2 separate regions of the Homo sapiens genome follow, and region 1 is linked to region 2. Evidence: chromatin contacts called from ENCODE Hi-C or POLR2A ChIA-PET data. All regions are on one chromosome and are shown on one strand. The core of a region is the stretch at or near the end of the contact, and the rest is flanking DNA. Distances in the headings are between cores, read along the strand shown. Region 1 overlaps SLC43A2 (solute carrier family 43 member 2). Region 2 holds the start of MYO1C (myosin IC).

Region 1 (2,700 bases), core at 150-2,649, 100 kb after region 2:
GTCCTCCGGCCCCGGGAAGGGCTCAAGGGGCCAGTTAAAGAAGCAGTTGAGGAAAACCAGCCCGGAGCAGCCGGCCCAGACCACGAGGACGACGATGAAGGAGACACCAGCATCATAGATGAGCTGACAGGCACCGCGGGGACGGGGTGGGGGGGGGAGGGGGCAGAGTTAGCCCGGGGAGGCCAGAGCCGCAGCAGGCAGGGGCGTCTGGCCACCCCTGCTGTCCCTGTGCTGAGCCGCGCAAAGAGGCACAGCCCTGCCAGCCTGGGCGTTGGGGCATCAGGCACCCGCCTTCCAGTCCTCCCACCGTGCCTGCCCTGCTGGTCATCTGGGCCTGGCGTGTGATTAGCCCCCCGACTCGGAGGCCTTCCTGACCGCCCCGCCATGACCACGGCACGTCTTGCAGGCTCATAGTGATCGGCCCAGCAGAGGGGACGGTGCTCCTGGTCCGTCGGCTTGTCTGGTATTAGCGGAGCTCCCTGAAGGCGGGAACCGGCCAGCCCCGTCCACTGATGCTTCCCCAGTGCCTCTGAGAGCTCACATGGCAGAGGCCAAAGAAATGCTCAAGGAAGCCAGGCATGGTGGCTCACGCCTGTAATCCCAGCACTTTGGGAGGCCAAAGTGGGCGGATCATGAGGTCAGGAGTTCCAGGCCAGCCTGACCAACATGGTGAAACCCCATCTCTACTAAAAATACAAAAATTAGCCGGGCATGGTGGCGGGCACCTGTAATCCTAGCTCCTTGGGAGGCTGAGGCAGGAGAATCACTTGAACCTGGGAGGTGGAGGTTGCAGTGAGCCGAGATCGTGCTGCTGCACTCCAACCTGGGCGACAGAGCAAGACCCTGTTCCCCCCCAAAAAAAGGAGGAGGAAGAACTTTCGGGATGCTCCCCAGTCCAGGGGCATGAGAATCTCTGCAAGTCCATAGGATGGCTGGCCCCAGAGTCCCAGCTCCCACCACTTCAATGCCCAGGTGGCCAGCCCACACCGTGTCCCCCTCTCCTCGCCAACAGCATTCCCACACACACCACCGAGGAAAGGGGCTTTTACTTAGTGTGAGGGTCAGAGGTGGGAGAAGCCCCTACGGGGCCCTGGCAGACCCACAGGGTCTGGGGAACTTGGGCTGATGGACTGTGAGGTGTTTGCTTCGTCCTGACCCTGTGTGACTTCCACAGGCTCAAAATCCTGCCTAGGAGGGAAACAGCTGAAACACTTGGCCAAGAGCAGTGCTTTGGCTGGCGGGGAGTAACGGTACAATAACAGCAGGCTGGGGGTTGGGGAGCAGGGGAGCAGCGGGAGACCAGGATGACGGAGGAGACGGGGGCAAGACTCACAACTGGAAACAGACTCACCCACCGCCCTTCCCCTGCCCCAGCCCCGAAATGCAAAGGCACCTGCGGCAGATCCTGCAGCCACATGCGTGATTCCCGTCCCCTGAGGCCCCGCGGTTTTCATTTGTCGCCCCTGTGATGCCCAGGTGCATCCTGCCCGGGTGGGGGTGGTGGAGAGGGGCCACCCCGGGTGCCCACAATTGCCTCCCTCTTCAGAGAGGGTGGAAGGAGCCTGGAGCAGGCCTCTGCACAGACACCAGTGCAAAATACACGTGCTCACCTTGATTCCTGGAAAGGTGACTGCCGAGGAGGCGTAGGACCCAATCATCAAGGCAATAAACGTGGACCGAAGGTCGCCGAACATGTTGGGCAGCTGAGAGATAAGAAGCAGAGAAACCTCAGTGGGGAGGATGCACCAGGGAAGGGGAGGAGGAGGGGACAGAGAACTAGGCCCCATGAGGCCCCTTCTTCACCTGCGCCCCTTCCTGTGTGACTCACAGGGGCATTAGTTCAGGGGCAATGACCGCTCACTGAAGGTTTCTCCTTCATGGACTGAGGCTGATGGGGCCAAGGAGGGAGGTAATGCAGAATACAAGCAGTTGTCTGACTTTCCGGCTGGCAACCCTCCCTATCTCTCTGCTCCTGGCAGAGCCCAGGAGCCTTCTTGTCTTTTCAGGGTAACACTGAGATGCCAGAGAACAAAGTTATGAGCCTCAGGCAGCCCTCAAAGGGAGAAAGCCTGTTAAAAATAAGAATCTATTTGGGGATAATAGCATCATTTTATAAATAAAAATATCAGCATTCCAGAAAGACCAGATGTCAGCAAAAACTGCTTTTGGTTTGGAGAGGGTAGGTTTTTGGAAGATGTCAATCAGAATTCTACAGTTCTCTTCGGTCTGAGGATGAAGCTGGCCCAGGATTCCTGCTTCTGAATTTCTTTTCTTTGTTTTGAGATGGGGTTTTGCTCTTGTTCCCCAGGCTGGAGCGCAGTGGTGTGAGCTCGGCTCGTTGCAACCTCCGCCTCCCTGGTTCAAGTGATTCTCCTGCCTCAGCCTCCCAAGTCGCGAGATTAGAGATGCCCGCCACCATGCCTGGCTAATTTTTGTATTTTTAGTAGAGACGGGGTTTCACCATGTTGGCCAGGCTGATCTCAAGTGATCCGCCCGCCTCGGCCTCCCAAAGTGCTGGGACTACAGGCGTGAGCCACCGCGCCCGGCCTCCTGCTTCTGAATTTCTCAGTACAAGCAGGGGATTATCTTCCCACAGGATGTTCGGCCCGAGCAGTTAGCATCCTGGAAGGCCAACGGGAAGCAAGGTCCGGGCTCTCTTCCCAACGAAGCCACTCTCGGCATCTCACATCAGCTCATTCT
Region 2 (2,700 bases), core at 81-2,580:
CCTGCAGCCCAGGCCGCTCTTCCCCGCCTCCCGCTCCCCGCAGGTAAATCTAAGTCTCCACCAGGCTGCGCCGGCGCCTCCGGGTCGTGGGACCCCCCCCCCCCGCACGGGTCCACGCGGCCGTTCTTCGGCCCCAGCGATCCCCGGCCGTGACCCCTGCCTCGTGCACGGCGGCTCCCGGCCCGGCCGCCCGCTCCCCACACCCGCCCCCCGCGGCCGCCGTCCCCGCGCCCCGAGTACCCACCGGCGTGGCTCTTCCGGCGCGGGCGGGGCCGGGCTGGGCGGCGTGGCGGGCTTGGGGATCCGCGGCCCGGGCGCACTCTCCCCGCCCAGGGCCCGCCGGGGGCCGGGCCGCAGCCTGTCGTCATCCCGGGCAGGGCCGCGCACCCTCCGGCCCCGCCCCGCCCCGCCTCAGCCCCGGCCGCGTCCGCGAAGCCTCGGTGCGTGCGGCCCCCGCCTCGGCCCGTTCCCGGGGCCACAGCGAACACGCGCGCGCCCCTCCGGCCGAAGACCCGGCTCCCCGCCGCGCTGCTGGGGGCGTGGGGGCGCCCGACTTTCTCCCTCCTCCGGGCCCTTTGCATCTCCAGCCCCTTCCTGCGGGCCGGGCCAGGGCCGCGCTCCCCCGTTTCTACCCACCCGTGACCCTTCACCCACCTCCCACACCGTCCTTCTGTTCTGAGTCTTGGGCGGTCCCAGCCCTGCGGACTGGAGAGGAGCGGGGCGTTGACTGAGCCTGGAGCTTCCATGCCCTGGTCCTTCGACCTCACAGCAGCCGGCACTTGCCTTTTGTGCCCAGTATTCACGGTTCTGCCCACTGAGGTTCGGGAAGCCGGGGAAGAGTCAAGCCCAGACCTCCACTTCCAAAAATCCTGCTGCTAGTGGCCCTTGCATCCTTACTCTTCCACTCACCCCGTCTTGTTCAGTCTGTTCTGGCCCCGCCAAGGATCGGAACCCCTCCCCGCTGCTCAGCTCTTGCCCGAGGGCTCGCCTGAGAGGGGCTGCCCGGCCTTGGGGAGACGCTCCCACCCTCCTCCCAGCCCAGAGCATCCCAGCTTACAAGCTTGCAGGGCCTGTGGGGATGAACCACGCGGATGATCTCCCCGGTGGGTACCAGCTCCACTTGCAGCGCCATTCCGCCCTGCGGAGAGCCAGCGGCCTGGGCACCGCGGCCTGTGAGCAAGAGCTGCCTGCCCACTGGCGGGCTCCGACCACTCCGGGACCAGGAACCTACGGTCTAACGCCGGGATGGCCACTTGGTTCTGCTTCAACTGCAGCCCCAGGGGATGTGGCTGGTCCAGCTCCTCAGGACACGGCTGGAGCCGTCCAGGTCTGACTGGGAGGCCTCTTGGCCCGGATGGTTGGAGCAGGAAGAGGAGGGGCTGGGGATGGAGGAAATGCCTGTTGTCCCAGGTAACCAGAGGAGCCGATGCAGCCACCCATGGGGGACCCTGGGCTCCAGGTCAAAGGCTAGGACGCCTTTCCCCTTCCCCCCATCCCCACGGCAGCTCTATGGCTGGGCCCCTCCTCCTGCCCACTCTCTGGTACCACCTAGAGAGCACGGGGCCCACTCCCCAAACCAGACGGCATGCCCTCCCCTAGGCCAAGAGGACCCGTTAGTAGGCACTGGCTTTCCTGCACATCCCCTCAACGGGGCTGCCCCCCACAGCAGGTGAGCCCCCACCATGAGTTTGAGAGACCAGGGCTGCTGGGGCCTGGTCATGCAGGGCCCGGACAGGGGGCTGTCCCGCTGTGAGGAAGCTCTTGGCTTACCCTCCTCTGAGCCTCAGAGCTTGTGAGGTTAGTTCCTGGGTTCCCTGGGTGTGGGCAACCTCTAGCCCTGTTCATCCCTTGCGTTTCAACAGTACCCCCAGGTGACCCCCACCCCTGATGTTCCTGCTTTTCTATTTTTATTGTTGCTAAATCACAGCTGACACTTTCCTGGCCTGAGACTGAGCCCTCCAGTCTCCAGCCATTCCTTATAGGAAGTAAGAACAGGGAAGTGGATAGGGGAAACAGACCTTTCCAGAGGGAGAGGCTGGCATAGGAAGGGCTGAGTCCCGTGGGTGTGTGCTGGCACCGACAGCCCCATAGGCAGGGGCCTTCCCCCCGGCACCCTTCTCTCTCCCCACAGCTTCCCCCGCCCCGGAAAAGCTAGCAAGCCTTCCTTCCTTCCTCCGGGAAGCACATCTATCCAGAGCAGGCTCATCCCCGGCGGCCACACAATGGCCCTTATCAGCCGTGGAGCCAGGCGTAGACCCAGTGCACACCAGGTCTCACTTATTTCCTGTTTCCACCCAGTGGGTCGGGGTGGACCCAGAACGGCCATATCCTGACTGGGGCCCAGAGGACGGAGAGCACCCCCCATTCCCCTTTCCGCCTCTCAATCACTGCTGGGCTCACCCCTCCCACACAGGAGGCTGGGTGTGTGGCGACCTCAGTTCACCACGGGGGAGGTGAGCATGTGGGGGGACCCCTGGGGTCAAGCCCCGGGGCCGCATTAATCAGAACGGGGAGGCGGGTCTAGTGCGATACACTTTCTGCAATTGTTCTCCCACAGTAATCTTGAGAATAGGGACATCATCTGTATTTTACAGACTACTGAGACCGCTCTGCGGGTGGGTTCAGACCCCATTCCTGTTTCTGGTCCTGTGGGAAACCACAGGTGCCTGGAACTTTGAAGAGACTGTACCACTTCTCTGA

Evidence for each region. A loop is a pair of places that touch in the nucleus more often than their neighbours do. ChIA-PET counts read pairs that join two places held with the same protein, here RNA polymerase II (POLR2A). Pooled maps may share reads with other maps.
Region 1: a loop to region 2 is called in a pooled map, with 2.9 times the contacts of the local background. The contact joins the enhancer-like site here to the promoter of MYO1C in region 2. A Hi-C loop is called at or near these places in 1 of 168 maps with a recorded cell type or tissue (endothelial cell of hepatic sinusoid) and 4 of 50 pooled maps. POLR2A ChIA-PET finds 5 or more read pairs at or near these places in 2 of 52 experiments (H1 and naive thymus-derived CD4-positive, alpha-beta T cell).

What each region holds. Positions count from the first base shown.
Region 1 is chr17:1,591,577-1,594,276 of GRCh38, forward strand. SLC43A2 (solute carrier family 43 member 2) reads right to left here. Exons shown (of 14, transcript NM_152346.3): 6 at 1,611-1,703; 7 at 1-123. Among named protein-coding and RNA genes, the nearest start is that of PITPNA, 30 kb to the left of the region's middle. RefSeq lists a silencer at 286-451 and an enhancer at 2,059-2,560. Within about 2 kb of position 1,400, at least 8 of the 41 ENCODE cell types and tissues checked have a DNase peak (open chromatin) inside an H3K27ac peak, as active enhancers do.
Region 2 is chr17:1,491,356-1,494,055 of GRCh38, forward strand. MYO1C (myosin IC) reads right to left here and starts at 1,331. Exons shown (of 32, transcript NM_001080779.2): 1 at 1,058-1,331. The coding sequence starts at 1,132. LOC105371483 (a long non-coding RNA gene) reads left to right here and starts at 1,432. Exons shown (of 2, transcript XR_934145.4): 1 at 1,432-2,270; 2 at 2,595-2,700. RefSeq lists an enhancer at 1-382 and silencers at 1-106, 187-586.